Regions from separate parts of the Homo sapiens genome. Here all the other regions are linked to region 1. The links are chromatin loops, found by intact Hi-C in ENCODE. Cell type or tissue: PC-9. All regions are shown on one strand.

Region 1 (8,000 bases):
AGATGGCACTGCAGGCCAGTGGCTGTGTTGTCAAGACAAACTGTGTGGTTTTCTTCATTGATTCTAGGGTATTTTCCCTCATCTTTATTTTAATTAATTATTTTTTTTTGAGACAGGGACTTGCTCTGTTACCTAGGCTAGAGTGCAGTGGTGTGATCATAGCTCACTGTACCTTTGAACTCCTGGCTCAAGCAATCCTCCTGCCTCAACCGCCTGAGTATCTAGGACTACAGGTGTGCACCACCATGGTCAGCTAATTTTTTAATTATATTTTTTTGTAGAGAGGTGGTCTTGCTATGTTGCCCAGGCTGTTCTTGAACTCTTGGGCTCAAGCAGTCCTCCTGCCTTGGCCTCCCAAAGCTCTGGGATTACAGGTGTGAGCCACTGCACCCAGCCGACCATCTTTATGTTTTATTTTTCACAAAATGTTTAACATTTCCAAATAGTGAGGCATCTTATATTTGACATATATATTTATTGTGGTGTTTTATGCTTCCCCAAAGCTATTATTACACTGATGTCCTCATTAAATCTTACAATTGTCTTAAAATGAAAGACATTCAATATTGTTACACATCTTAGCACTGCCTGGAACAAACTGATATCCTGTATAGACTAAAAGCACTGACTGCAAGTTCTTACTGAAGAATTTTAAATGGTGCATTATTTAGTTGTCTGGAAATCACTGGACCTTTGGAATTGAGCTGACTCAGGGTTCGAAACTAGGTTCAGACAGTTGCCAACTGTGTGATCTTGGGAAAATTACTTATTCTCTGTAAGCCTCTGTTTCCCCATCTTTAAAACGGTGATAACAATGGCTAATTTGCAAAATTGTTATTGTTTGCCTATACTATAACTTGGCCCCAAAGCAACTTATTGATTTGGTTATTGTCATTAGTTTTTGGGACAGAGTCTCGCTGTGTCACCCAGGCTGAAGTGCAGTGGCGCAATCTTGGCTCATGGCAACCACTGCCTCCTGAGTTCAAGCGATTCTCCTGCCTCAGCCTCCCAAGTAGCTGGGATTACAGGCACGTGCCACCATGCTTAGCTAATTTTTTAGTAGACATAGGGTTTCACCATTTTGGCCAGGCTGGTCTCGAACTCCTGGCCTCAAGTGATCCGCCTGCCTCAGCCTCCCAAAGTGCTGGGATTATAGGCGTGAGCCTCCACTGGTTTGGTTATTATAGGTTCAATAACCCATAGCTAATGTTATATAAATTTTAAAAGCCTAGGTTAACAATGAAATAGGAAACAGACCTGTTTAATTTGTAGCAAATTAGGAGAATGTGCTTGTACAACTCAAGGAATCAGCTGATTTGACTCAAAGTCCATCAGCTGATTGACTTGGGAGCTGTGGGTCTTGGGGCCTTGTTTGGTGCACAGCCCAGACGGCACTGCTTTATCACCACTAGCAGCGTGGCTCCCAAGACAGAATCTCCTGGGGCGTTGCTGAAACAGGCAGATCCTGGGCCCACCCAGACTAGATTAAGATCTCTAAAGGCAGGGCACAGAATCTGTCTTAAAACAAGTTGTATATATCATTTATAGGAACACAAAAAAGCAATAACTCTGACCTAGAATATGAATTCCTATAGACTAGTGCTGCAGATATAATAATATTAATTTGCTTATTGGATAGTGGGAAAACAAAACAATCAGGCAGCTCTGGCTCTTTTTGTCCTTCCTGCTCCCCACCCACCCCATGTTGTGCATCTTTCACAAGTTGTTGCACTTGCAGGAGCTTCTGCCACAGTCATGAACGGGTCTGGCATGACAACGATGCCAGAGAAGTGCCAACTCCATTGTGTGAGGCTGTCAGAAAATGAGATTCTAGATTGGTGAGCAAGAGTTCTCGATAACTGAGGTTAACTTTTTAAAAGTTCACATTTGTTATGGGCTGAATTGTGTCCCCCCAAATTCATATGTTGAAGCCCTAACCCCTAATACCTCAGATTTATGATGCAAGGTCTGGATGGTCTGATCGGGATCCCCACAGACCGATCAGCTTGCAGTAAAAGTCCTTGGTGGGGCATGGGGGAGGGAGGTCAAGTCCCATCCCTACTCTGTCTCACAACAGTGCTGTCTTTGTTCTGAGAGAGGGAAAGCAGAAAAGGAAACGGGGCCTGTAAAGACGTAGCTAAGTTAAAACAGAGTTGTTAGGTTAGGCCCTAATCCAATTTGACTGGATGACCCTGGGCGCTCCCTTCACAGAAACCTTGTATGTGTAGAGGGCTGATCCAGGCATAGTTGTTTTCTAGGACACAAATTAAATTACAAGCAACAAGGCCATGGTGGGGTAAACCACAGACAGTGCTGGATATCAGCTCAGGATGGGACAGGAGAGGGCTCCATGGCTGACAGCACTGACAGATGTGAGTTCATGTTCACTGCCAAAAAGCACAGCTGTTGTCACAGGGCTTACAGCAGCACTCAGAGCATGAAGAATGTAAACCATTGTGTCTTTTATGGGTTGATATATCTATTTGCTTTTATAACAAGTGATTTAAGAGACAAATAACATTATAATGAAATAGATCAATATTGCTGCTTTAAGTGGGGGAACTGTGTGCCTCAACTTTCTCAAAGGCATACAGTCATTATTAGTAACAAAAATGATTGTACTAAGTGCTAATTTTGAGGATTATTGTGAGCAATTTGTGTGGGGTGGTGGTGGGGAGGCCCATTTGCCCCACACTGAATGCCCCAGCCCTGTCTGCTGCCTCGAATCTGTCCCGGGGTCTTACTGTGTGTGGGCCTCTTCCTGCTCCTGCCACATTTCTGCTCTCTGATGTTCTCTTCCCTCTTATTTGCTCCTCAACCTTGCTTTGCTTTTCTTTTTCCTTTTATCTCTCATTCTAAATTTTATAATCTTAGTTTTTCGGTTTTTAGAGCCATTTCTAACTAAGGAGAATATCCCTCACTTTGTTAACTAAGACGTTTATATAAGTTTCTCTTACCCAACCCTCCTCTACATCTTTGGAAGATTTACTGAGTATTCATTTCAAAATAATAAAACTAAAGAATGTTTTTAATACTCACAAATTAAAGATATTGGAACACTACTAAGTGTAAATAGCACAAAACCAAAAATATTTTACTCTCTGCATTTGAACAGCATGGAAAGACTGTGGAATCAAGTGTCACATCTATCTAAACCCCCCTCCCATACAGGTTTTATAATCATTTTATTATAGCTGCTTTCATCTGCTCATATTCAGCTCTTCTTGGATTTTTAAAAAACGAGCTCTTGTGCTTGAAGCCTTTCAGGGAAGGCTTCAGGGGCAGGGGTGGTTGTTGTTCTGGACAGTTAAGGGCAGTTAGGGTGGCACAGGCTAGAGGGAGGTCATGACCCATGGACCAATAACACAGTTCAGACAAAGTGCTTCTCAAATGGAAATGATTTGGCTTTACGGATCTTGTAAGAGCATTTAGATGGTGTTGGGCTGTCAGTCGGTTCCAGCTGTAGATGGCTCTTGCATCTACAAAACACAAAAGTGACCTGGAGAAACAAGAGTGGGGCCCATTAGCCAGGCTGGGCCAAGTGCTCCTTGTGGACGGTGACAGCAACTCCCACTGTGCAGGCCCAGGGCAGAGCTATGGGGGAAACGGTGGCTCCCTCTCCCAACTGCTTGCCAGATGGTAGCTGGCTCACAGCAGCCGGTTCCCTGGGGCAGGCTGGGACCAGGTGTGGTGGACGAGGCACCAGGGGGCCTGAGAGCAGACGCTTCCTTAAATCTGGACCCTAGATGCGCAACTCACCTCACCCCAGTCTCAGCCCTGCTCTGGCAACTTTTAACTGCCCTTACTCCAAGTACTCATAATTCAAACCAGAAGATGGAGCCAAGTAACTTGAAAGAGAGCACAGGGCTTTCAAGTGGTTATTAACCAGATGAAACAAATGACTTGGAGAACTCTGCCGTTCTAGTTAGAGCACAGGCCTCTTAGGCAATGCTTCTGTTAACTAATTGTTTAGTAAAATGAAAACTGATCTAGGATTTCTCATCTACCCTAAATAAAAGTCCTATTGCATTATGTGTGGCTGTTCATTCTCTAAGGAAATGGGAAGATACAAAGTGAAACTAAAGTGGGGGCAGAATGGGAAACAAATGTAACAGATAGAAATAAAGGCACAAATTTCAATGAGCAATGCGAAAGAAGGCTGGAATAAACAGAAGGCCCATCATGTCAAGAAAGGAAAACATTGTGAAGATAGGACTTGTTTCAAAGTTAATTTGTACATTTAATGCTATTTCAAACTAAATCCACTAGGATTATTTCGTGGGGTAGAAGGCTTGGCAAAGTATTGTTAAAATTTACCTAAGTGTATATTCAGGCAATTTATCAAATTCAAAAGGAGACTGGGTCATTTTGGGAGTACTTGTGTTATCAGTGCACGTGATAGGGTTACAGTGACAGAAGGATGACTTCTGTGGAGTACACTCAGTGGCCTAAAGATACTGCATATTACATACACTGTGCAAGAATTAACTACATGTTATAGACAGAAGGACTACATAAATAATAATGAATAAATAAAATTCTTGTTGGAACAAAGCTACACATAAAATAAATGAATAAAATAATAAATAAGCAGTAATAATAAAAAGAAAGTGTATAGGTTCTCAATTTACATCATGGCTTGAAATATATTCTGGATGAATGAGAATTAAACAGGCATTGTATCATAGAAAGACTTCACAGATGTAAATTTTACTATTTGCCAAGTTTCTAGAGGATGAAGGACTAAGTTTTCAAGTAATAGAAAATCATATTGGAAAATACTTGACTACAGACATAAATTAATGTAAAATGATAGGAATTCAAAACTAGGGATTGTCATATCTACTGCAAATAGTTTCTAAAAACCTTGTATCTTTATTCTAAGGTAGGATCATAAAAATTTTAGGGGAAAACAACAGAAAAATGAGCAAAAATGTTGGCCAGTTTACAAAGGAAGACATGCAGACACAGGAATAAATTATCATATGAAAGATGTAAACTCCTGATATTAAAATGAAAACAACAGTGATATAGCATTCGCTGACTAATGTCTTAAGTACTGTATGCACGTTAAAAATAAAATGATCCAAATGTTGGAGAGAGTGCAATGAAATAGTATGCTCACACTGAGAAGAAATTGGTTTGTGTTTAACATATGAATACCACAAATCTTTAAATTTTCCTCTGTCGCTGCATAGACCACTGGAAAGTGGCTTAGCCCTAATAAATGTACTTTAGTACATCCCCACATGAAGTGCAGCATAATGGATGAGAGCTCAAATTCCAGACTTTGACTGTTTTGTCTCTTACTGGTTTTGTGAATTTGAGCAAGTTATTAACTTTCTAGGCCTCCATTTTCTCTTTTTTTTTTTTTTTTTTTTTTGAGACAGAGTCTCGCTGTGTCACCCAGGCTGGAGAGCAAAGGTGTGATCTTGGCTCACTGCAACCTCAGCCTCCTGGGTTCAAGTGATTCTCCTGCCTCAGGTTCCCAAGTAACTGGGACTACAGGCACCCACCACCATGCCCAGCTAATTTTTGTATTTTTAGTAGAGATGGGGTTTCAACATGTTGGCCAGGCTGGTCTTGAACTCCTGACCTCATGTGATCTGCCCACCTTGGCCTCCCAAAGTGCTGGGATCACAGGCATGAGCCACCACACCTGGCCTAGGCCTCCATTTTCTTATCTAGAAAATGGGGATAATAATATTTACCTCTGTGCTGCAGGAATTAAATGAAATTATATACGATGAATTTAACACAGTGCTAATATGCAATAAGTATTCAATAAATGCTAGTTGTTTCTTTTCTTACTTTTCCCTTTTACCTGGATTTTTCTACTTAATCAAATTATTTAACTGTGTTTGCTTTTGTAAACTGCTTCAAATCCTTTTTGGAACCTGGCTGCACATAAATTAATCCATATTACCAGTGCTTTCTTAAAGCATTATACCAGTTTATGATGCCAATTCCAATGGAAGAGAGTAATTAGATAACAGGGTCAGTTGTAATAGAGAGTAGTTTGATAACAGGTCAGTTGTAATATTGTAACTACTATCCTAAGACTTAAAAAGCTCATGACCTTTGATACAGTAATTCCATTTTTTGGATTCTACACATGTTAAAAAAAAACAATTTTACATATGTAAAAAGATTAAAGTTTTCATACAAAATTTGTACAAAATTTATTTATAGTTCTGTTTATAATAGCTAAAACAATCAGAATGTTCCTTAAAAAAGAAATAATTAAATTATTCACTCAAGAACACTTTACACAGTTATTAAAATATTTTTGAAAATTATATGATAGCATGGTACACACTTTTCATATAATATCAAGTAAAAAAAGTGATTAATTGTGTCTATAAATTGTCTAAAGCAATCTAAGATTACAAAGAAAAAGACTGAAAGGAAATATGCTAGTGTGTTAATAATGGACTTTGAGAAACAATAGATGATTTCTAAATCCTTTTTTTCCGTGCATTTCTGTAATTCCCCATTTTCTTTAATAATGAGTCTCCCCACCCACACACAAGGCCATTTAAGGTCCCTGTTTTTAACTCATGGATAAACACAAAGGACAACTCAGTTTGAAGTGTTCTTTGGACATGATGTCATCATCATTTCATGAGAAATGGAATCGTCTAAGGTATGATACTGAGACAGAGAGTCGCTTTCAGGCCTGTATAATGGGACAATTTAATACAGATTTCTGCTAGTAGACTCTAGACTGATAGAGTGAGAGAAAGCAGAAAACCTTTTACGGAAGGAGATTGGAAAGCAAAATCTTTGTACCAGCCTCTGAAGTCACAGAAAGAATTCCACAATCAGGGAAATGAAATTTCAGAGCAGAGTTCATTGCCTGATTGGGCAAAAGACCCTCAAACCGAATTTCTTGAAAGAAGTAAGCACAATCCAAGGAGAACATGTTGTTACTCTCATTCTAAGTATTGTTTTTTTAACCTAAAGTTATCAAAATAAAGACACTTTAGAACCCTAAGAGAAAATTATATACTTTTAATTTTTATGCTGTCTTGTCTTTTTCTGATTATAAAATTTAAATATACAAAATGTATAAAGAAGGAAATGAAATTTGCTCGTAATCCCAGCACCCAGAGAATGGCCACTGTTAAGATTTTCTGATGTGAAATCTCTCATTCTCTCTCTGGTATAGATAGAACTAATATTTCTTTTGTGCTTACCAAATGCTTGACACTGCTTGGAGAATTTTACCTGTATAAACTCAGCTCATTCTCACAACAATCTTCTGAGGTAGGTACAAGGATTATCTTGTGAAGTTCAGTTTTTTGACCAAGATGGTGTAACTGGGAAGTTGCAGAGCCGGGAAGTTGCAGAGCTAGGATGTGGGAACCCGGAAGGTCATGCTTTGCCTGTACTCCTAACTTCTCTTTTCTATGGCTTAGATTTATTATAAATACAGTACACATTTCCCAAAATGAGATTATGCTGTGCCTAATGTTTTGTACTGTAACCTGCTTTTTCTTTTGATGTATCTGAACATCATTCCAAATCAATAGATATCAATCCATTTCATTATTCTTAATGTCTGCGTTGTATTTTGCTTCATGGATAATGTATTTAACTGTAATTCATACGGTTGGATATTTTGAAGTTTTCACTGTGAAAAACAGCAGTGACGTGTACATCTTTACATGCAAATGTGCATTTGAGAGGTTATTTCAAAAGAATAATTTCTCAGAAGAGTAAACACCCAGATCAAAGTGAAGCTTTTCAAGGCTGCTGCCAAAGGGCCCTTGGGAAAAATTGTGCCAATTACATTGCCACTAGCAGCCCAGGGGAGTGTGCTTTTCTCAACATTCTAGAGTGTTTTTCAAATCTTTTGACTCACTGGAAGACATACATTTTGTATAGTGACCCACTTACACACACACACACACACACACACACACACACAAGTATAACTGAAATAAATTTTCATATTTTCCTGACTAGGCGCAATAAATTTTCTCTCTTTTCTCCTC
Region 2 (8,000 bases), 74 kb after region 1:
AGGCTGGGCACGGTGGCTCATGCATGTAATGCCAGCACTTTGGGACGATGAGGCAGGAGGATTGCTTGAGCCCAGGAGTTCAAGACCAGCCTGGGCAACAAAGTGAGATCCCTGTCTCTACAACAAAATAATTAGCTGAGTATGGTCGTGCACACTTGTGGTCCCAAGTACATGGGAGGCTGAGGCAGGAGGATTGCTTGAGCCAGGAGGTCGAGGCTGCAGTGAACTATAATCATACTACTGCACTCTAGCCTGGGTGACAGAGTGAGATCCTGTTGAAAGAAAAGAAAGAAAGAAAGAGAGAAAGAAAGAAAGAAAGAAAGAAAGAAAGAAAGAAAGAAAGAAAGAAAGAAAGAAAGAAAGAAAGAAAGAAAGAAAGAAAGAAGGAAGGAAGGAAGGAAGGAAGGAAGGAAGGAAGGGAAAGAAAGAAAGAAAGAAAGAAAGAAAGAAAGAAAGAAAGAAAGAAAGAAAGAAAGAAAGAAAGAAAGAAATTGGGAATTTAGTAAATGTTAAAGAGTTCCTATCTATGTTTATTCTCTGTTATGACTTACATGAGGATGAATAAAGAATGCATTTCCTTTTAAATTATATTTTGGATATTGTCCTGTGCTTCTTAAATACAACACTGTCCCAGTGCCAACACACAGGAATCTAGGCTTTGTAAAATTTACACCTATAAATGGGTGGGAAGGGCCTGCACGAATGCAAAAGTATGCCTTTCACCCAGGGCTCTGGTAGCTCCACATCTGTCTCTGCCAAAGAGAATGGAGCCAAGGCAAGTAGAGGTAGTAGAGGTCTATAACTGGTCAGTTCTGGATACAGGCGGCAGACAGCCTGGACAGAGAAACACTGGATCTTGGGAGTGGGTGGGGGAGGGCTACCAAAACAAGGCACTGTCCTCACTATTTTCTGGGACTTTTAGGCCAGGGGTGTCCAGGAACTCATGGTGGTGGGTTGGAGGAAAGGGAAACTCATTTTGGAACCAGTTTGCAGCTTGATGCTGGTACCCTGGGGCAGCCTCAGGTGGTGCAGGCGTCCACCCAGACCATTGGCACACCAGGAGCTGCAAGCCACTGGGCTATGGAGATCAATACAGGCAGGTGGTGGCTCTGAGGCAGTCACAGTTTCTAATATCCCACATAGAGTTTACTCAAAAAGAAACCTCTGTAGCTGGGTGTGGTGGCACATGCCTGAAATCCCAGCTACTCAGGAGGCTGAGGCACAAGAATCGCTTGAATCTGGGAGGTGGAGATTGCAGTGAGCTGAGATCATGCCACTGCACTTCAGCCTGGGTGACGGGGGGTTGGCCGGGCGTGGTGGCTCATGCCTGTAATCCCAGCACTTTGGGAGGCCGAGGTGGGTGGATCACGAGGTCAGGAGATCAAGACCATCCTGGCTAACATGGTGAAACCCCGTCTCTACTAAAAATACAAAAAATTAGCTGGGCGTGGTGGTGGGCGCCTGTAGTCCCAGCTACTCGGGAGGCTGAGGCAGGAGAATGGCATGAACCCGGGAGGCAGAGCTCTGTCTCAAAAAAAAAAAAAAAAAAAGCTTCTACAATACACTCATAAACCCCCCAAAAGGCTGCAGATCTTAAGATGAGAAGAGGGAAGACCCCTGGGGCAAGGCCAATGAGAGACAGCAACATAGATGGGTTAACTGTGGAGAGAGGGGCTCTTGATCGTGGCAGGGCTTGTGGGTCCAGGCTTGCTACTGAAAAGTTGAACTTGAGGGAGGTAATAGCAAAGGTAAAGCAAGGTGACTTGACAAAGGAAGGCATCATTTTAGATGGGAAGTAGTGGGATGTACTGGATGGCAAAAGCCAGAAGACTGGGGGTTGAAGCCTTGCCCATTGCTGACATTTTAAATAATATTGGGCTCTCCATTTTCCCATCTGAAAAACAAGATCTCCAATATCTTAAAATGTTCGGCACATTGTGTGCCTTCATTCATTTATTCATTCTACAAAAGGGTTGAGCACCTTCAATGTGCCAGACACTAGGCTAAGCGCTGGGGTCATGAGGTGAGTGGGTAGATGTGGCCCCTGCCCTCATGGAGCTTACATTCTACCGAAGGAATCAAAATGTTGGCAAGACACTTGCTGCCTTCCCCCTTCCTTCCCTATCTCTTTCTTGTGGAATGGGCATCAGCCCTTGCATTTAGAAATTGCCAGCAGAAACAAGGAAAGACTCAGAAGACCGCTATCTTAGGATAGATAGGAAAGTGAAACTGATCTCCTGGCCATCCTGTCTAGCATAAGGGCTTTGTGGAGAAGCTGGAGAGCTTCCAGAACAAAGCCAGGAAATGATTATAGCCTCCTTCCAGGCCTTTCCAAGAAAATTATAAATCTTTTTCCAGGCTTCCACAAGAAGCAAAGATAATCAAACCAGCATTTTAACCACTCTTCTGACATGGGTAGGATGTCTGACAGGCCATGGCTAGAAGCTGAATAGATGATTAGAAAGGGGATCACAGGACAAAAATGAAAAGTACTGTGATGATCAATTGTAAAGGTAAAAATACTATAGTGGTGATTTAATCAAGGTTATATATACCAATTCTTTTTCTGCTCTATGGAGAACTGTTTAAGATACAACATATTTCTGTTGTAGCGCTTATTTCTGTTGTTTAAGTTAGACATGGAAAAGAACTTTTTCTAAGAATGCTGAGATGCCAACAAAGTGGAAGGTCATAGAGTAAAATCAGCTTTCTTATATTTGAGGGAATACACTTGCAGATAAAATAACTAGATAGTTGGCCGGGCACAGTGGCTTACACCTGTAATCCCAGCACTTTGGGAGGTGGAGGCAGGTGGATCACCTGAGGTCAGGAGTTCGAGACCAGCCTGACCAACATGGTGAAACCCCATCTCTATTAAAAATACAAAAATTAGCCAGGTGTGGTGGTGGGCACCAGTAATTCCAGCTATTCAGGAGGCTGAGGCAGGAGAATCGCTTGAACCCGGGAGGTGGAGGTTGCGGTGAGCCAAGATCACGCCATTGCACTCTAGCCTGGGTGACAAGAGTGAAACTCCGTCTCAAAAAAAAAAAAAAACAAGAAGAAGAAGTAACCAGATAGCCACATAAATGCTTGTTATCTGATTCTTTCCTTCAAGGCTAAAACCAAAGAAACACTGCCCAGTATCAATGATTATTGTCTTTGATATGTAAGCAAAACTGGACACCTGTAGGCTGATGGAGGTTTTGTCCCACTTGAAGACTCTCTGTGTATGTGATTCCCTGCTTGGGCCTCCAGTCCATCTGCTGCCCTCTCCATCGGGCTCACTGTCCAAGTGGCTGGCCTGCAGGGTCTGCCATGGGCTCCCTGGGTTGTGCCACTGGGAAGCACTGGCAGGCGATCCTCTGGAGAGCTGGAGGAAAGTGAGGCAGGATATCTATCCACCTCCTCCACTGATGGCTTGCTGGGTTCATTTAAGGAGGGCTGCAGCTCCTGTTGATAGACCTTTCCTGTAGCTGCAGTTCTTACTGCATTCAGGTAAATGTTCCTTTCCCTTGCACATTCAGGCTGATTGGTGGTCATGGACTGTTGCCAACCCTGGGGTTCCCTTAAACTTGCCTAGACTTTTGTAAATACTCTTTTAATAAACTACCCTTAGTCACCCCTTTGAGTGTACGTGCCATCTGTCTGCAGCTGGAATTCTGACTCATACTCTCCGAATCGGACTCGAGGAATTTCTAAAATTTCATTCAACATTTATTTTAACAAAAAGGCTTTGAGAAACTACTTTATACAAGCAATAGATACTTAAACACTTAGTAATAACACCTAAACATTTTTGAGTGATTGTGATATGTAATCATTACTGGACTAAACAATTTAGATGGTTTAATCATTGCAGCAGCTTTGCAGTGAATATGTTTTTAAACCTCTTTTCCTATACGGAAACAAATATTCATTACAGTTAAGTACCTTGCCTGAGGCCATGACACCAGTAAGTAGAGGAAACAGGATTCATATTATATTTTAAACATATTTTCTTGATGGTCTTTTATATACAATGGTAATTATAATAGAGTGTTCAGAAAAATAATGAAAAATAGGAGGAGGAAAGAACTCTACTACATGCCAAGCACTGGATAAAAAAAATCTAGGCTCTGCTTTCTGAAGTTAAAGTCTAGTAGGGCGGCAAACATACACAGATCACTGATGGCCAAGTTTATCCAGTGAACGAGGGGTGGCAGAAGAGCATGGTGGTGGCAGGGCAGGGTGGTGGTCATTACATGCAGTGATATGCTGGCAAATGTTTCACAATGGGCCCACCCGTTCCACCCTGTGTTAGAGTGCTTGCAGTTTCTGTAGTATAGATGCTTCCAGCTTGGCTGACTTCAGGCTATATGGCATCACTGAATGGGGAGCTGGGAAGAGATTTACTTGATTGTGCTCCAGCACACCTCTAAATTGATGTGCAAGGGCGGAGAATCATGAACAACCTGGTGTGTGGATAAGATCTGCTGCAGCCCAGGAAACAAGCAGGTGAGGGACCATGGGCGGGGGTGGGGATGAGGCTGGAGAGGAGCTAGAGAATACCAAGGGCAAGGCTGTGGTTGATTGGCTGGAGCTGCACTGTCCCGTGTGTAGCCACACATTGCTCCTCAGTGACTGAAATGTGACTGGTCCAAAGTGCAATGTGCTGTGAGGGTAAAGTAGACACCAGAGATTGAAGACTTACTATGAAAAAAGGAATGCAAACTATATCATTAATGCTTTTTAATATTCCTTATGTTAATAAAATTTATAGATGTCATTGGTTTGGACTGAGCAGGAGCACTAGGCCCAGCAGACCAAACCAAAGTGGAGTTATGCGTGCTGAAGTTCCACCCTATCAAGCCAAAAGTAAATTGTTTATCTGACCTTCTGAGAAATCAAGAGAGAGACAGATAATAGCCTAATCCCCAAAAGAGTCAGTTTTAGCCAGCATGATGAGGAAAGTGCCCTCTGCTTTTACCTTTACAAGGAAAGCAGCTTTGAAACAACCACTCTGATTTTTCATTCTGTTTCTGCTTTCTTCAGCCCTTTTCTGTCTATAAAATCTGCTCAGCCCATTGGAACACTTATTCTGTTTTATAAAATAAGATGTTGCCTCATTCTAGAATCACAAATAAAATCCAACTAAGATCATTAAACTAAATTTGTTGTTATTTTGTCTTTTGACAATTACATGTTAAGATAATATTTTGGATATATTGGGTTAATCATGTATGTTATTACAATTACCTTATTTTGTTTTACTTTTTTAATGTGACTACTAGAAAATTTTAAATTATGTATGTGGCTTGCATTGTATTTCTTTTGAACATCTCTGGGCCAGAGAATTTGGACTTCTTTAGCAGGCAGCAGAGAGTCTCAGAAGAGTTTTAAATGGATGTGGTCTGCTTCCAGTAAAGATCATCCTGGTTCCTTGTGGAGTTTGCTGAACCAGGCCAGAGGAGGGAAACTGTTGAGAGTCCAGGCCAGAGGGATGTGGGACTGAATTAAAGGCAGTGGAGTTGGGGATGAAGAAGGAGAAAGCAGAATGGAAGGTGGACAGAGACGGATCGAGGATGGTGCCCAGGTTTCTGGCTTGGGCCACTGTCTAGCTGGGAGTGGTAATAACAGGGATTAAAGTACAGGAGGGATGAATATTTCTAGGGGAAAGGTAATGAGTTCAGTTTCTGATATGATGAGTCTGAGGTGTGAGGGGAACATGCAGGTGTCCAACAGGCAGCCGAGCCCAGGAGGCTAGAAGCCTATGGGTTCCATCTTGAAAACGTATTTCAAATAAACCACTTCCTACCATTTCTATGGCTACTACCCAAGCTCCAGCCACCATAATCTCTTATCTGAAGAATTGCCATAGCAGTTGTTCAGATTGCTGGTCTCCATGCTGATGCATTTGCCATGTCTCTCAGTGTGGCAGCCTGAGGAATCTTGTCAAAAGCCACATCAGCACGTCATGCCTCCCCTTGTAATCTTCCGATGAATCACATCACACTCAGGGTTCATGCCACTCTGTACAGAGACCTAAGGCCCTATGCAACCTGGCTCCTCCTACTCTTTGAGTTCCCATTACTGAGGGAGACTCAGTGCCTCTGCTCCAAAGGCATTGGTCTCCTCACAATTCCTAGAACTTGTCAGGAACTCTCCTACCGCAGAGCCTTGGCACCTGGTACCCTAGCTCCAAAGCCCTTTGCTTAGATTAAGTTGACTCCCTCACCCCCTTCAGGGCTTTACCCAACGATCCCCTCTTTGTGAAGCCTCCCTGTTCATTCATCTAAAATGACACCCCTTACTCTTTCCTTCCCTTCTTTATCTTTTTATTAGCTCTCACCACTATTCATCATACATGTTACTTATCATGTTTAATGTTTGTCTCTCTCACTAGAATGTTAGCTCTATACATCAAAGATTTTGTCTGTTTTATTTTCCGTTGCAACTCCTGTGTCTAATAGTAGGTACTGGATTAATATTTGTTAAATGAACAGATGAATGACAGCATATCAGTGGGTAAGCACATAGATCCTAGAAACAGACCTGCTATTGACATACATCCCAGCTCTGCCACTCATCATTGTGACTGTGGGCCGATTATTTAACATCTCCGAGTCTTCATTTTCTCATCTATGAGATGGAGAGATTAATAGTAACTTCCACAAAAGATTATTGTGAAGACTCATTTATTCAGTACATGTGGAACCCCTAACAAGTGCCATGAGGTGTGCTTAACCGGGATTAAATAAGATATTGTAGACTTTGATGCTGGGTCTGCTACATTGTAAGCCCTCAGTAAATGCTTACATTCACTCAGTAAATGCTTACGAAGTTCACGTGTTGAAAACGTAATTCCCAGTGCAACAGTGTTGGGAGGTGGGGCCTTTGAGAGGTGATTAATGAATGAATTAATGTTGTTAATGGATAGATTAATGGGTCCTCATAAATGATTAATCACATCATCAATAACAAATCTCATGCATTTGTTATTGCAAGAGAGGAAGTGTTATAAAAGTGAGTCCGGTCTTGTGTGCTCTTGCCCTTTCCTCTTTCATCATGGGAGGATGCAGCAAAAAGGCCCTCACCAGACAAGGGCCCCTCGACCTTAGACTTCCGAGCCTCCAGAACTATAAGAAATAAACTTTTTAATTTATAAATTTAGCCAGGTATGGTGGTGCATGCTTGTAGTCCCAACTACTCGGGAGGCTGAGGCAGGAGGATCCCTTGAACCCAGGAGGTGGAGGCTGCAGTGAGATGAGATCATGCCACTGCACTCCAGCCTGGATGAGAGTGAGACTCTGTCTCAAAAAAAGTAAAATAAAATAAAATAAAATGAATAAATTACCCAGTCTGTGGTATTCTGTTACAGCAACACGAAACAAACTAAGACACTGAGTATTAGCACGAGGAGGAGGAAGAGGAAGGGTATCTGGCAGTCAGGAGAGGGGGCTGGTGTGAGCTGCCAATTTGGAATGAGCAGCACTGAAAGAAGGGTAGCTGGCCCAGGGAGAGCAAGCAGAATGGGCAGCGAGAAGTGTGGACTGTGCCGACTCTGCAGGGATGAGGCCATGACGGGGAGCTGGGAAGCAAGCTGGACTTTCAAGCCTGGTTAGGGAGTGGAAGGGGAATTCTGGTGTCATCATCAGCATATGAATCAGGCCTCCAGTGCCGGAGTCCAGAAGTAGAGCAAAGACCTCCCCAAAGCCACAAGTCATTGCTCCTGCAACACTGTGGGGCCCCCTGTAAGGTGCAAGATGCGGTGAGAAGAACATAATGTCACAGGGTCCTGCCTGCCTCAGACTGGATTAGGGTTGGACTCCGGAGTCCCAGGCCTCACTACTTGTGAACCCCTTTGTGAAGAAGCTAGAGCCTCATTCTGGGCAGCAGTGGACAAAGGCTCCTCACCACCTTTTAGTGAGGAGTGAGCTAGGGCTCTGTGGAGGCAGAGATCCAAGGACTGCTGCACCTGTGCGGGTCTCAGATGGCGCAGAGATGGAGGTCAGCATTCTGGG
Region 3 (8,000 bases), 180 kb after region 1:
GTAGGAGAATAATGGCTCTCCGAAGTTGTCCATGTCCTAATCTCCAGAACCTGCAAATATGTTAGGTTGCATGGAAAAGGGGAATTACACTTGCAGGTGAAATTGAGGTTGCCAACCGACTTGATCTAAAGATTATCCTGGATTATCTGGGTGGGCCCAATGTAATCACAAGTGTCCTTAAAAGTGGAAGAGGAAGGCAGAAGAGAAGTCAGAGTGGTGCAGGGAGAAGGTCTCAACCTTCCATTGCTGATTTTGAAGATGGAAGAATGGCCACGGACCAAGGAATGTGGGAATGTTGGCTACTTCTAGAACCTGAAAATGGCAAGGAAACAGATTCACCTCTATGGCCTCCAGAAAGGCCTAAGATCTTGATTTTAGCTTAGTGAGTCCTATGTTGGACTTCTAACCTATAGAGCTATAAGATGATAGAGTTGTGTTGTTTTCAGCCACTGTGTGGTAATTTGTTACAGCAGCGTTAGAAAACGAATAAACCATGCATCAACAAATCTTCGGAAGCAGCTCCCCAAGCTTGAAGAATGTTTCAGAGTTTTCAGATCTTTGCTCCAAACAAGGCAACCACTCTTGCTCCATTTTTAAGTTTCTCCAAATTTTGTGTTTCAAAAGGAAGATATATTATTAACGTTTCTAGAATTAATGGCTGCAAAAATGGCTTGAGGAGTCTCAAGTAGGTGGGAAACAAGTATGATAAGGTTTTTTCTTTCTCCAGTCACCACTTTGCCCATCCTGTAATGACTGTCTTAAGTATATTCCATAATCTAACAATCACATTTATTCATTGTCCAGCCCAGTCTGGTTCAAAATGCCAACCTCGGATCCAATTTAAATCTCATTTCTTACCTCTCCTTGGGAAAGTCAGCCCTCAGCAAGGGATTTGAGGGAGGTCGAGTGTGTGGTCAGTCCTCTTATTCTTCACTTTCCCTTTCATGGGTTAAGTGCCTTTAGGTTGGAGGGGGACAGGGACCATCTAACATGGCCAGCCACCTGTCTGTGTGGGATGTTTCTAGTGTCACCCTGGCTCGGTCAGGGTCTATATGATCCTGGAAATTTTGATGGTACACTGATCTTATCATAAATGATGGGCAAGGTTTTTTGGAAGCTGTATCCAGCCATACCCCTGTTCTGAGTCCCCCTTCAGGGCAGCCATATCTCCCTTTGACCAGCATTGTGGCTTGTGCCTTTAACTTCCTCTCTGGGCAGGGCATTGCCTCACTTGGCCAATTAGCTTACTGCCAAGCAACTGATGGACAGTAACCTCGTTCCTCCACCCAGGCCACTTCCACAGGCCTTCTGCCTTCAGAAATCTCCAGGTTTTGGCCTCAACGTTCATGGGTGCCTCCAAACTCCCAGCACACAAGCCAGGTTCTTCAAGAGCTTTCCCAGGGTCACCATGTTCTGCTCTACTCCGAGGGCACCCCCAGTCTCAGAGCACATCCAAGTCTCCACCTAGCTTTGGGGAGGAAGTCACCTCCCCTTGTGAACACCACATTGACTAACACTTGCCCTCTTTCTCCTTCTTTCCCTAGCTCTCTGCTTATATTACAGAGGGGAGCTGGGGTGAAGGCTGGGGGGAGCCAGCAGGACGAGTTCTGAAGCCTCTTATTAAGCCTTGAGCAAGGGGTCTAGCCCCTCTTTAAAATGAGGGGTTCCTAATTAACACCCTTCCTTTCAAATGCAGCCTGGCCTCCCATTCCTCTTCCACTTTCTTTTCCAGCTGCTTTTCAAAGAGCCCACCTTTTGGTGTTGACTTTTCATGGACTCCACTTGTCAGTTGTAACAGCTACCCTCACAAGTGAGCCAAAGGATTCAAAATAAGGTTTCCTGTGAGCACAGTCCATAAGGATTGGGATTTGTATTTATGAACATGGAAGAAGCCCAGCCCCATAGAAGTGAAACACAAAAGAACGGAGGAGTTTTATTAAATGCTATGGTCTGAATATTTGTGTCCGTCCCAAATTCTTATGGTGAAATTCTAACCACCAAGGTGATGGTGTTAGGAGGTGGGGCCTCTGGGGAGGTAATTAGGTCATGAGGGCCCTTAGGAAACGGGCCCGGGAGCTCACGTGCCCCTCCCACTCTGTGAGGACACAGCGAGGTGCCATTTATGAACCAGAAAGTGGGCCCTCAGCAGACACCAAATCTGCCAGTGCCTCGATCTTGGATTTCTCAGCCTCCAGAACTGTGAGGAATAAATTTCTGTTGTTGACAAACCACCCAGCTTGTGGCACTTTGTTATAGTAGCCTAAGTGGACTCAGCTACTAAACTTAACAGAATAACAGGTGAGATGGGGAGAACTGCTGCGCTTCAGGCCCCTCCCAGGAGACCACCCTCACCTTTCTCTGAGCTACCTAGGGGCTACAGGGAAACGGACTTTGACTCTGAATGGAGCTGTGCAGGGGCTTCTATCTGTGACCCAGCCCCTTGGGCCTCAGAGCCAGCAGGTGTGGACGAGGCTACATTCACAGTAGCGGCCCACCTGCAGCTGCCTCTTACCCACCCACACAGGCCTTTCTCCAATGCACACTCCAGCCCCAGCTGTCTCTGCATCCCCAAAGCATTCCCTGCCAGCAGAGGAACCCCTGGGTGCTGCAGGAGCTGAGCTGGTGCTGCTCTCTGATGTGCTGGAGCCTCTCGGGGTCTGCGGAGAGGCGTGAGGCCTGCTTCGCTCTCCTCCTTGGGCACTGTCAGACAGTCCCAAACTAGAGCTTCTTGTGCCCTGTCTTACAGGTGCTTTGCGTTTTGTTTATATAACACTTAGCATTTACAGCATTCTAAGCAGTTTACAAACACGAACTCCAATGACTTCAGAGCAGCCCTCTCAGGCACTGCGGGCATCACCATTTAATGATGAGGAGGCTGAGGCGTAGAGAGGAGAGGTAACCTGCCCACAGTCACACAGTTGGTGGGTGACAGGATGAAGCTGAGATTTTTAAAGAATATTTTATCATATATATATATGTGTGTATATATATTTTACTGGCCACCCTTTCTCTCCTGTGACCCAGATGAGGTCTCCAAGGGACCAGATGGAGAACAGATGCAACCACACTGAAGTCAGAATCGCAGCTTGCCTCCGACACCTGACGCTTCACTGTTGGCGAGGCCCACTATGCCTCGCTCTCCCCCTGTAATGAGTTCTATCCCAGAGGCTCCTATACCCTTTAGAAATAAACTGCTCAGGCAGCCCAACCAGTTCATCCAAGAGGCCTGGAACCACAGCAGCGTCGACAGCTGAGATGAGAGTTGGTCCCTGATCTGATACAGAGCCTGGGTTTAGCTTTGATTTCTCTCTTCCTAGGCAAGATCTTTAGAGAATAACTTTTTGTGCCTGGCCATCTCCTGCTCTTTTCTCAACCCAAAAGGGCTATGTTCACCTAAAGAGGAAAAGCAAGAAGGCTTCCTGGGCTCGGGAGGTCAGGGCTGGAAAGAACTGCTCACCATTTCTGAGCCGATGAGGACTCACCTGGGCTCCTCACTGGTCAGGGAACTGTGGCCCAGCCGCAGAGTGATTGCTTTGTCAAGAAGGGAAACATTTACCTTTCCTTCTTCCCTCTGCTCTCTCCTAATTAACAATTAAATGGAAGGAGTTGAAAAGACATGTCAGAGACTTCAATCTCCTCCCGGCCTGAGGATGAAGGGGGCTCGAACCTGAATGTTCTCTTCGCTGTGGCCAGAACCTAGGGGGCTGGGGTTGCTGCCAGCTCGACTGGAGGCCTGCTTCCAGCCCCAGGCTGTGGTGAGGGGCCTCACAGATTTCACAAACAGGAGGGCGGCTGACCAAGCGCCAAACTATTTAGACAAACACACACCCTCCCTTCCCGCCAGAGTTTGGGCTGATTTCTCCCAATGCTAATGAACAGCTCATAAGTATTAATAGACTCCTTGGCACCTAGGAGTCAGGCAGAGTAACTTCCAGTGTGAATTTTGGCCAAGGACCCTGATGCAGCCTCAGGATCTTCCAAGCCCCTGTTGAGTCCAGGGGGCATGAGACACACAGGGAGGCTGGGGCTGCTCCCAGGAAGCAGGCTCACAAGAGCCAGACAGGCTCCCACAGACAGCTTTTAGGTCACAGAAACCTCTGCCTGCCAGGTAGGCATGAACACAGAAACCCTCCCAAATCCTCAGACTGTGGAGCACACTCCAGGTGAGCCAGGATCAATCCCTGGTCTCAGAGAACACTTAGATGGGGGTGAAAAGCAGGAACTGAGAGCTTCCCACCCAGCACCTGTCCCTGCTACCAGCTAAACCTGTGTCGGTCAGTGCAGGAATTGTACAGGTGATGCTCTGAGCCTGTGCTGAGGCCATGTATGGACTGAGGAAACCTCACTGTGTGTATGTAAAGTTAATTCAAACCTATTTCCCTGAGTGCTTACATATTTTCATAAGGAAAGTTCTGTTAGGAGAGCTGCCTGAAACAACACCTCTGCCTGTGCTCCCACTTTCTCCCGCTGGTGTGGGGAGGAGAGGCTGACATCGCTGGGTCCACGTTCCTCTGCCCTGGGTGGGGTATTAATGCTGCCATTCCCACGCTGCCTGCTGTTTCCCCTCATCCTCAGGAGGGCTGGTCTCTGTGCTGCAGGCAGCTCCACCAGGCCTGGGAGCATGACACCGTCTGCCAATGCCTTGCCCAGGTCCACTGGCCTCACCCTTCCGCAGGCCTGCGCCTTCTGTGACTCTCTGCCTCAGCAATTTCTCTGGATTTCTTTGTCCTCAGGAATGTGCTGGGGCCACAGGCAGGTCAGGCCAGGCTTTCTGGGGAGTGAATGCTCTCTGCCAGTGGCGGATGGAACTGGTAGACACGTCCCCCGGATTCCTCGCCTGCAAGTGGGATGGTGCCAGGAAAGTTCTACACCATCCTTCCCAGGTCCCAGGAGGACAAGCACAGTTGTCCACAAGGTAACCAACCTGCTCATTCAACACACTGTGTATTTGCTTCCCTCCCTCATCAGCCCCTTTAAACCCCACAGTAGGTAGGAAATGACAGAAAACAAGAGAAAATGCTAGAGATAAAGGAACTTCTTTAGGATTCCGTCAAGACTACATCCCTGAGAAAAGCAGACTCTGGTGAATCATTTAGGCCCACAGTGTGTTCTGATCATTGTCCTGGGCTAAATCATCAACCCAAGGCCTGCTCGCCCTTTGAGTCCACGCAGGACAGGAACTGGGCACATTTATCCTTACTTTTGCAGGGCCTGGTACCTCACAGCACTTAGTAGGTTCCGATAAATGCTCAGCCATGCTGAGTTAACTCCACAGTAGCTCAGCTGGAAGGAGTTCTTCAAAGACCACTGAGATGAGAAAGAATGACTTTGTTGAAGACCTTCTCTGTCCATCCAAAGCTGTCAAGGGTCAATTGTTCGGGCATTGCTACCTCCCATTTGTCTCTAGCACTGGAGGAGTCTGCTTTAAGTTCCAGGTTCTTGAGCCAACATAGGGCTCCTGGCTTAGGAACTGTGTGTAGTATTCAGGCAGGAGAAGCCTGGAGCTGGGCCTGCCTTAAGGGTAGAAGGTCCAATCCTGGAATGAATGCCTCCCCATCTCCAGAATCAGGACCAGGATATCCAGGACTCCTTTCAATGCTGTTTCTACAAGCCTCACCTTAGACATTGCTGTCATGATGTAATAATATTTGACCATAGTATTTATTGTATGTGGCAGGGAACCAAGAGGATGTTGAAAAATCCTGGTTGGATCTGAACTTGGAAACAAATTTGAGGAATCTATTTTACTTAATCCTACTGAAAAATTCCCTAATGAGTTAAAGAAGAACAAAGTAAAAGAAGATAAAAAAGCAGTTGGTACTTGAAATGAAGATCAAATCATCAAGTCCTATATGTCACCCACAGATCTGAGATCACTGACTCCCAGAGACACCCAGTTTCTCAGTGTCAGTACACACTGCCTGGGTTAGTAAGCACAGGCTGAGACCTGGGAGGAATTGATGAACCAAATGTGTCTGGGCTTTTCACTTCCTCGGCATGAGTCAGCCAAGAAAGCCCACCTCTCCTCCCCAGCAGCGTGCAGGGCCTCTGCAGATAAATGTGCAGGATAGCAGACCTGGGTGTGGTGCTGCCTGGCACTGAGCCAGCCCCCAGATTCTTTGGCTGCAGAGTGGCCTGGCCAACTCACACAGGTAGCGCCCTTTTATTCTTGGAAAAGGAAGCACCAGGTGGAAAGGGAGGTTAAAGGAGGGAACACAACTTTTTTCCAGACCCCTCTGCCCAGGATGTTAAAGGTTGCTGGAAAATGCCTTTGGTGGCTTTAAATGTCACAGATGACATATTCCAGGATGGATCCAGCCTCCACTGGACTTGGCCCCTCTATTTTGATTCCTGCCTTTCCCCAGCCTCAGCCCTGAGCGGCATAATATCTACACGGGGTTAGCTGCAGGTGGAACTCAGAACACAGCTCCTAGACAAGTAGAGTGAGGCCTATGGCTTCATCATCAAAATGTAAAATTTAAATATATAAATGAATAAAGGCTAGATAGACACATAAATATACATACACACATACATTTTGTCTGGTGCCAGGACCAAGGCCTTATTACAGCTCAGAGCTCCACTTTGAGCACTTGAGGGCAGGAGGGGCTCCGAGCTTCTCTCCCCTCAATGCTGCCGCAGGGTTCCTAAGCAAGGACCCACATGTGGAGGCTCCTGATCCCTGAACTGAAAGTCGACTCTCCAGTGCAACAGGTAAACTTGTTTGAGAACGTGGGACATAACGACGTCTAAACTATTGCTTCTTGGCAGCATTGGATGATTAGGTCCTCGCTAAGGCTTGCCAAGGCCTGTCCTAGGAAATGTTCCTGGGCTTGATTTCATCCTCACTGTTGAGAGAGTTTATTCCTTATAAGGTCCATCTCAATTCTCAGGGCACCGCAAGACAACGTATCTCCCCTCTCCTGTGCAATCAGTCAAAGAACATTTAGTCAACCTGAACTGGGAGCACAGCGCTCCTGGGGCTGTTGGGCATTCAAAAGAGGTAAGATGTTGTGAATCTACCAGGCATCTGCACCCTTGTTGGGGAACCAATCCATATACAGCAGCAACTGTTAAGTGGTGGCACCTGCTGGCTGTAGCACTTAATAGGTAGGTGTGCATGGAGTCAGACTGCCAGGTACACAGACCAGCTCTACCACTCACAGTAGTTGTGATCTTGGGCAAAACACAAAACCTCCCTGAGCCTCTCAGTTTCTCACCCACTAGTACCACCTCACTAAGCATGTTAGGAGGAGTCAATGTGATAGCCTATGCAAAGTGCCTGGAATAGTGCCTGGCACACAAGAGGTATTCAATACCTGCCAGCTGTTGTTGTTTTTCTGCAAATGAAGTGTAAACCCCTTGAGGACAGAGATGAGTGTCCATAGCTGTTATCTGCCACAGAGCCTTCCTTCCACATAACATATGCTCGAGGGTTTGCTGACCTACTTTGAAGAAAGGGGCAACACGAGGGGAATATAGTTTTATTGTGTAGGGTAATTTCCTCCAGGAAAGAAAAAAACAGTGAATCTGTGAAACTTGGTACAGATTGTTAAAAAAAAACTCACTTTGTAAAATAAAAGTATTTTCAACTGCAAGTATCCCTATTTTTAAATAGTTAACCAAGATTTGCATACCTGTGGTTTATTCTGGAATGTTTAGACAGGTATAACAGATAAAATCTGAAATAAGCAAAATAAGCCAAATATAATCAAGAGAAATCTGCCACAAACGTGTAGCTTGCTTGGATGAACATTACAATGGGTTTTTAAGGGAGCATGCAGAATGAAACTTTCAGAAAATAGACCTTCTCCCTTGGTCCACATTGTCAATCACTGACAAGGCTTAACTCTAGGCAGACAAAATGTTCTCCACAGGCTGGTCCCCTGCCTGTCCTGCATGTGCATCTGGGGCTGTTGCATAGTGGTGCCGGGTGGGGCATGACTGACAGGCATGTGATCTATGTCACTCCACCCCAGCCCAATGGCCAGACTGACCGC
Region 4 (8,000 bases), 89 kb after region 1:
CTACTTACTCTTTAGAAACCACAAGACAACATTTCACAATCTATTTCCACCCAGCAGACAGGAAAAAACTACGCTCAGTTTTCAACTATCAGTGGAAAAGAATTGTTTGTATAAAAGGAATCTACAAATAATAGACACTTTATCCATTCCTTTTTATCTCTTCCACCTACATTTCTCTCAACCATTCTTTTTCACTTGTTACCAAGACCAAAATAAACTGATTTACAATTTCTCTTTTGCTCATCCTCAATGTGCCCTAGGCCTGACTTGTTCTTAGAGAACCCTCTCTGGCTCCTGTTGGTTAATGGTTTCTTTTTAACCAAATCACAACAGGTTAATTAATACGAGTTTACAGTTTTTCTTGGTATTGATGGCGTGCTCATTTGACTATGGCTAATGGAATTTCATCTTTTTCCTTTCTTAGGAAACTGAAAGTACAGTGTACTTTGTCCACCATATTGGTGACTTTATGTTGACTGAACCTGTTAAGATGGAAGGGGCGACAACTCTGGATACCTGTTAGGATTCATGTTTTTTAGAGTGTGGGAGATAAACCCTTTAGGGCTAAAAGTCTGCATCACCTCATCAAGCAAGCCACCTACACCGCCAGAAGTACTTGCTGGGAGTGGAGGGATTCTAGAAAGAGTGGCAGAGCAGGGAGATGATGAATATCAGCCACAGCCAAGGGACCACTGCAAAGGTTTATGTTAACCACTCACACAAATTTATGTAAAAGAATATTAATTGCAACATTGTTAATAATAGCTCAAATGCAAGTAAGTCAAACTTTCATCAGTAGTGGCTTGGTTAAATGAATAATAATAAATCAGTGGCTTAGTTGAATAAATCATGGTATGCAGCCATACCATAGAATATTATGCAATTGTTAAAAGAAAAAAGCAAATCCCTAGAGATCTAAGTTTGATCCCTAGAGATCAAATAAGTTTGACTTATTTGCATTTTAGCTATTATTAATGTTGCAATTAATATTCTTTATATTCTTTTTTTTTTGAAATGGAGTCTCACTCTGCCACCCAGGCTGAAGTGCAGTGGTGTGATCTTGGCTCACTGCAACCTCCACCTCCCAGATTCAAGCGATTCTCCCACCTCAGCCTCCTGAGTAGCTGGGATTACAGGGGCGTGCCACCACGCCCAGCTAATTTTTGTATTTTTAGTAGCGACAGAGTTTCACTACGTTGGCTAGGCTGGTCTCGAACTCCTGACCTAAGGTGATCGGCCTTCCTCGGCCTCCCAAAGTGCTGGAATTACAGGCATGAGCCACTGTGTCTGGCACAATTAATATTCTTTTGTAGAAACTTGTGTGAATGGTTTACATAAACTTGTGTGAGAAGAGATGTATCTTGTCTCACTAACTCTTATCTTGTTAAGTTTTCCCCCAGAAACTGTGAGTGTCCACCCTCTTGAAGGCGCAGTGGCGGAATGAAGTTCACAGAATGGAAGATGTGAGCTGGTCTGAGTGATGCAAGGGGTGGTCTTGGGTGGGCTCAGTTCCTGCTCCCTCAGAGGCCTTTGGATCTATTTTTGCTGTTTCTGTGAACTCCGCCAGTGCTTTTTGGTGCTTTTGCTTCAAACAGCCCCATACCCGTGACTCTCTTTGGAAGACTGCCATCTGGTTACTACACTGCTTTGCCCACAGGTGCAGAGCCCAGACATGCCAGGAAGTTTCCATCTTTTTAGGGCATCCCTTAGCCAGAGACCAACAGTTTAACGCCACAAAGCCCAGCTCCCTTGTCTCCATGGGGACAAACTCAGAAATCTCACACACTCCCTTGTGAGACCTTGCCTGCAGTTGCACCCTTGCTTGGCTTCTTCTCAGTCCCCTGCCGACTTGCCCCATTCCCGTACCAGACCCGTTTCTTTGGGAGCTTGTCTTTACTAAGTCACTTGCACAGGACCCTTCCTCTCAGGATCCACTTCTGGGCAATCCTCACAAATAACAGACAAATGATAATAGGTAGCATTCACTGAGTTTGACCATGTTTCAGGCACTGTGATAAGAGCTTTTTACATGCCCTGGTCCACTTAGTCCTCCAGAATTCCATCAGGCAAAGCAGGTGCAATTATAGCCTCTTGGCATAGTTTAAACTTGGGACTGCAGACCCTGGTGCCTGACTGCCTGGGGTCAAATTTCAGTTCTCCTAGTTACTAGCTGTGTGGCCTTGGGCAAGTCACCTATTTTCCTCACCTGTAAAATGGAGATAATAATAGAATCTACTTCACTGGTTTGCTCTGATGAGCTAAAGTGAGCAAGGCATTGAAATGCTCTGTAGGTATTTCCTAAATGAACAAATACTTCACACAGTAGGCCATGGAGATTTACAAAGATGAAGGCCAGGCATGGTGTAATCTCAGCACTTTGGAAAGCCAATGTGAGAGGATCGCTTGAGCCCAGGAGTTCAAGATCAGCCTGGGCAACATAGAAAGACCCCGTCTCTACAAAAAATAAAAACGAATTAGCTGGGCATGGTGGGGTGTGCCTATGGTCCCAGCTACTCAGGTCGAGGCTGCAGTGAGCTATGATCATTTCAGCCTGGGCAACAGAGCAAGACTCTGTCTCAAAAAAAAAAAGAACTAACTTGCTCTAGTTCACCCAGCTAAAGTTGGCAAATTTGGGGCTCAAATCCAGGTCTGTGAGATTTCAAAGCCCAATTTCTTGGCTATGATTCTATGCCACTTCTGTTCAGTACCACTGCCCCTTCTTGGGCCTTCATATCTTTCAAAAGGACCACTTTTCTCCAAGTCTCCCTGCCCATTGCTGGCTTGCCTTTGCGAGCATCAAGTCCTCCCTCAGCAGAGGGAGACTGGGTCTCCCCGCACTGCCCTGGGATGGAGGCAGCTCTCTACGCTGCTGGATCCTGCCTTGTCCTGGAGGGGCCACCACATATTCATTCTTAAGGGGACTTCTCCGCAGGCTATACTTTCTTCATTTCATCAGCTCACTCCCCGCCAGCAACCCACCAGAAAATCAGAGAGAGAATTTCCTTTGCTACTGGAGTAATAGCTTATGAGTACCTCTTTTCTAAATCAAAAACTCTATTCTCTGTTTTCCCAATTGCAGAGGTAAGTGGTAAATGGGATAATAATTTAAAACATATGGAAACATGTGAGGAGGAAAGGAAGTGAGAAAACTCTCACTTGCTGCCCATATGGCTTTTCTGAGTTTTTTAAATCCACCCTGGCCTTGACTCACTGGGGCCATCACAGGGCTTTGGGATGACACACCTGGCAGGCCTGGCCAATGTCCTTATAAGGCAGCAGCTCTGCGGGGAGTCAGCTGCTTCTCTGGCCTGCGTGTCAGTCGGGCGATGAAGCAACACCCCTGAACTGGGAAGGGCGGGGAGCAGTTTGCTCCTGATTCTCCATAGCCCCACTCGGGCAGCCCTACTTCCTTTTTTGTCGGGTTGAAAGTGAAAAATTGAACTCTGGGAGAACAGAGAGAATAAGGCCACTTATTTCCTTTTTACTTATATAGCAATATTTATTGGGCAGCTGCTATGTGCCAGGCATTTTAATCTTACCAGCTCACTATCTACAAGAAAGGGAAGAGATTCAGTTGTAGTGCTCAGATCTAACCATGCAGTTTCTCTCATATATGTGTGTGTGTGTCTGTGTGTGTGTGTGTGTGTATATGTGTGCAGGCCAAGGGGGTAGGGGGTGTCTTAAGCTCCCTTCAGGTCCCAGATTTGGGAACAGCAGTATAATGAAGAAGGGACATTTACCATTTAATGTCATACTTACCAATGTACCAAGCGTGGTGATTTACATACATCATCTCATTTAATCCTCAGGGACTAAACATCTACTATGAAGTAGGCGTCAGGGGCTAAAGCAGAATTTCCTTGAAATGTCTACCTAGGTTTATCTTGCTTTTCCCCAGATCCCAAAGTCGGCCAGCATGAGGCCCAATGGTTTATATACATCTTAACCTCAAAGGGTGTTTTCTGTTTCAACCTTAATACTTACAGCTCAGATCTGTCACCAAGGTTTGCTTCCAGTTCAGATTCTCAAATAAACTGTCCTGGCCAATGGCAAATTCTTGACTCCCTGGGCTGATCTGTCCCCTCCCAGGATGCCCACAGCCAGCCACCAAGGATTCTGGATCCCTGAGAATTTGCTGACTCTATCCCCCCACCTTACCTGTCTTGAGATAATCTAACCTCTGGGCTCCCAGGTCATGCCCCCACTCCACCTCCCTCAGTTTGTCTGCTCAGGACCCAGCTGCTCTGCTGGGTGAAGGAGCCAAGACCTAGTTGATACCCCAGGGTTTCCAAAGAATCTTACCTCGTTCGAAGAAGGGATGCTGCAGACTTGAACCACTTTAGGACTCAGTCTAGATTGAGTTCCCTGTGCTATGTTCTTTCCTATTTCCTCTTTCACAGCCCTCAGCATGGGTTTCTCTCTTGGACAGGTGGAGACAATTCCACTGGAAGAGCTGGAAGCATACCTAGATGGCTTCTCTGTGTTTGAAATGTCAACCACCCTCTCCTCTCCAAATTTCCCCAACCTCATCTCCCTCCATCTTCTCCTTGCTTCCTCCATTGTGGCCACATCGGTCTCCTTTCCACTCCTTAAGCCAAAATCTAGGGTTGCCAGATAAAATACGGGATTCCAAGTTAAATTTGAATTTCAGATAAACAACATGTAATTATTTTAGTATAAGTATTGTTATGGTTTGAATGTGTGTCTCCTCCACAATTCATGTTGAAACTTAATTTCTAATGTAATAGCATTAAGGAGCGAGTCCTTTAGGTCAGTGGTCCCCAGGCTTTTTGGCACCAGGGACCAGTTTTGTGGAAGACAATTTTTCAACAGGTTGGAGGGGTGGGGATGGTTTGGGGATGAAACTGTTCCATGCTAGATCATAGGCATTAGTTAAATTCTCATAAGAAGAGCACGACCTAGATCCCTCGCATGCATAGTTCCAGTAGGGTTCCTAGTCCCATAGAGAATCTAATGCTGCTGCTGATCTGACAGAGGGTGGAGCTCAGGCCGTAATGCGAGGGATGGGAAGTGGCTATAAATACAAATGAAGCTTCGCTTGCTCGCTTGCCCCCACCTCCCGCTGTGTGGCCTGGTTCCTAACAGGACATGAACCTGTATTGGTTGGTGGTCCAGGGCTTGGGAACCCTGCTTTAGGTGATTAAGTAATGAAGGTGGAGCCCTCATGGATGGGACTGGGGCCTTATAGAAGGGCTTGAGGGAGTGGGTTTGCCCTTCTGCTCTTCTGTTCGGTGACACACAGTGTTCCTCCCCTGAAGAGGACGCAGCAGCAAGGTGCCATTTTGGAAGCAGAGACTGGGCCCTCACTGGACACCAATCCCAGCTAATTTCTGTTCTTTATAGAGGAACCAGTCTGTGGTTTTGTGTTACAGCAGCACACATGGTTAGACTAAGACAAGTGTGTTCCAAATGTTGAATGCGACATATACTAAACAATCCCTTTTCTTGTTCATCTCCTCTTGTTTCTCGTCCTCCTCCTCCTGTTTGTTAACTCTGCAACTCTAGGCTTAGCTCATTCCCACACTAGGGATGTTCCTCCTCTGACGATGACATGATTTTCTCCTCTCTTCGACTCTGGCCTCTGCCCAAATACCTTTTCTTCAGGAAGGCCTTCCCTGATCTCACATCTCAAATGGGAGCCCCATCACTCCCCATTCCCCTTCCTCTTGTCTTATTTCCCTCACTGCTTTATCCTGCCTGACTTTACCTTGTTTTTGTTTGTTTGTCCTCCACTAGCATGGACTCCTCAGGAAGGCAGGGATTCACGTCTGTTTTGTTCACTGCCATTTCCCTAGTGGCTCATAGGGCCTGGCATAAAATAGGCATCCGAAAACTATTTGTTGAATGAATGGATTATTCTGCAAGATGAAGAGAGAAAAATTTGGAGTTTCCAGGTCAGCCCAAGAAAGAGAAGATTGGAGAAGAAGGCTATAAAATTACTGGGGGAAGAGAGGAAGGACAATGGTAAAGGAGAGACAGAGAGAGAGACAGACAAAGAGACAAGTTACTTTCTGAGACCTTTCTGAGTCTGAAGGTATGTGAGCTCAGAAATATAGGCCTCTACACAGGCTGCTAGGTTGCATCTCCAAGGAGAAGAGTACGATGTAGAATTTCAAAGCACAGGCTTTGACAACCCAGACTCAACATTTGTAAAGCACCTAACAAAACATTTGACACTTGGCAAGTGTGTATCAGAAGGCAGCCGCGAGTACGTCTCATTGACAACTACACCCCTAATGATGAAATTCACACTCATCCATTGCCTCTTTGATTTTAGCTGACTTGCAGCTGATGGCTATTTTTCAAAAGCAAACAATTTTTTTTGTTTTTGTTTTGCTTTTAAATTGTCACAGGAGGGTTAGGGTGCCCACAGGGTGATTAAAAAATGTCAAGCCAAGTACACTGTGAGCCATGTGACTCCCAAGCTGGCCTCATCGAACGAGGATTCAAATTCAGCCACAGTGCAGGGATAAGTCACTACACTCAGGGGCCTTTGAGGTTTCTAGGATATAGTTGAAGCTGCAAGTGTTAAACCCAGGGGTGTCAAGGGCCCATGTCTCTGAGCACACAGGACAGGGTGTAGTTGTTAGTGCTGAAGCCAGTCCAGCATGACGTTTGCTAGCTCTGTGATACACAGCCTCACCTTTAGACCTCACATTCTTCCTGTGGAAAATGGGATGACAATTCCTGCTCTGTCTTTCTTACAGGTTTGGATGACCATAAAATTAAATAGGGTATGACAAAGAGCTTTGGTGACTGTGAACTACTATATAAAGCTTAGGATCGTCATGATGTCATCAGCATTGTCTGCAGGGGTGGTCTTGGCTGGCTGACTATGGGTTGCCAATCCCATGGACATCTTGGTGTCCTCCACGCCCTCTTCTCGGCGCCAGGGTAAAATGCCAATCAGTGACGTGTCCCTGTGGGACTCAAATGACACAAGATGATCACCCTCTGGAGCTCTAGCTCTGCATCCTTGGGTCAGGCCAGCAAGTGCTGCCAGATGTGCACCTCCCAGTCCAGCAGCCACTGCAAAGGCAGGAAATTAGCACCAGCTCTGAGTAAACATCTCTGTTCTTTAACTCAGCACTTTGCTATGTTAGTAATTAGCTACACTTTTCCAGGACTAGACACCACACATGACAAGTCCCACGATCCCCAGTACCAGTGAGACAGTCACGGCCTGGGCAGGCTTCAGCCCCTCTCCTGTCCCAGCCTCAGCAGTTCTGGCAAGTTCTTAGATGGCAGCACATTCCCAGAGCCAAATGATGCATCCTGAGACAGACAGGCAGGGAGAGGATGCACTGGTGTCCATGGCCTTGGCCCATGATAGCCTGCAAAGCCAGTTGCCCCTGAGAAGCAATTTTTCTTTCTCTCATTTGGATGCTTATTGGCCAGAGCTGTCCTCAAACTGCAGCAGGCAGTATCCTTGCCTTAGGACCTGCAATTTCATGCATTTATCAGACAAATATGAACCGAGTGACTGCTAGGTACTAGGTGCTCAGAACGCGTCAGTAAACAAAACAGATTTGAATTTCCCTTCCTTCATGGAACTTAAGTTCTAGTGGTGGGAGGAGGACAGAAAACAGTAAATAACTAGATTTTGAATTGTGTTAGCAGATGATAACTGATGTGGGAACTTAGCAGGTAGAAGGCAACACAAGGTCAAAGAAGCCGGGGATTCCACCTTGACTAGGGAGCTCAGGGCAGGCCTCACTGAGAAAGCACCACTTGCATGAAGGAGGTGGGAAAAGCCTTCACCTGGGGGAAGAGCCTTCCAGGCAGAGGGAACAGCCAATGCCAAGGCCCTAATGCCTTGGCCACTGCCTGGTATGTCCAAAGAACAAGGAGACCTGTGCCAGCGGCTGCAGCTGAGTGAGCCAGGGATGTAGGAATGTGTAGAGGGTGGTTCTGGGAGGTGGCAGCAGGAGAAAAGTGGCTCAAAGTCAGCTAGTGGTACCATCTGGATTTGGTTTCGG

The links. A loop is a pair of places that touch in the nucleus more often than their neighbours do. Peaks named below come from ENCODE experiments on the same cell type or tissue, not always from the same donor. Only the 100,000 strongest peaks of a DNase experiment are listed, where the experiment ranks them.
Region 2: it touches region 1 in a loop (9-fold over the local background); 14 of 110 quality-filtered maps call a loop at or near these places.
Region 3: a loop joins it to region 1, with 12 times the contacts of the local background. A loop is called at or near these places in 5 of 110 quality-filtered maps.
Region 4: a loop joins it to region 1, with 4 times the contacts of the local background. A loop is called at or near these places in 12 of 110 quality-filtered maps.

What each region holds. Positions count from the first base shown.
Region 1 is chr1:94,798,011-94,806,010 of GRCh38, reverse strand. The region is part of intron 1 of SLC44A3-AS1 (SLC44A3 antisense RNA 1); the gene reads left to right. Among named protein-coding and RNA genes, the nearest start is that of SLC44A3-AS1, 18 kb to the left of the region's middle. RefSeq lists enhancers at 3,498-3,557, 3,638-3,717. In PC-9, CTCF peaks have their summits at 3,827 (motif pointing right) and 3,834 (motif pointing right); DNase peaks (open chromatin) are centred at 21 and 3,890; H3K4me3 peaks cover 486 bases; H3K27ac peaks cover 2,801 bases.
Region 2 is chr1:94,723,750-94,731,749 of GRCh38, reverse strand. The region is part of intron 2 of SLC44A3-AS1 (SLC44A3 antisense RNA 1); the gene reads left to right. Among named protein-coding and RNA genes, the nearest start is that of MIR378G, 18 kb to the left of the region's middle. RefSeq lists enhancers at 2,809-3,309, 7,996-8,000. In PC-9, no CTCF peak of the experiment used is centred here; DNase peaks (open chromatin) are centred at 3,149 and 3,729; H3K4me3 peaks cover 638 bases; H3K27ac peaks cover 3,656 bases.
Region 3 is chr1:94,619,634-94,627,633 of GRCh38, reverse strand. SLC44A3-AS1 (SLC44A3 antisense RNA 1) reads left to right here. Exons shown (of 6, transcript NR_160780.1): 5 at 3,025-4,915. All of the region lies in intron 1 of LOC105378861 (a long non-coding RNA gene), which reads right to left. Among named protein-coding and RNA genes, the nearest start is that of MIR12133, 80 kb to the right of the region's middle. RefSeq lists an enhancer at 1,999-2,506. In PC-9, no CTCF peak of the experiment used is centred here; DNase peaks (open chromatin) are centred at 3,843, 4,703, 6,033, 7,653 and 1 weaker place; H3K4me3 peaks cover 2,049 bases; H3K27ac peaks cover 6,707 bases.
Region 4 is chr1:94,709,191-94,717,190 of GRCh38, reverse strand. The region is part of intron 2 of SLC44A3-AS1 (SLC44A3 antisense RNA 1); the gene reads left to right. Among named protein-coding and RNA genes, the nearest start is that of MIR378G, 33 kb to the left of the region's middle. RefSeq lists a silencer at 3,166-3,215 and an enhancer at 4,642-5,599. In PC-9, no CTCF peak of the experiment used is centred here; a DNase peak (open chromatin) is centred at 3,270; H3K4me3 peaks cover 289 bases; H3K27ac peaks cover 2,322 bases.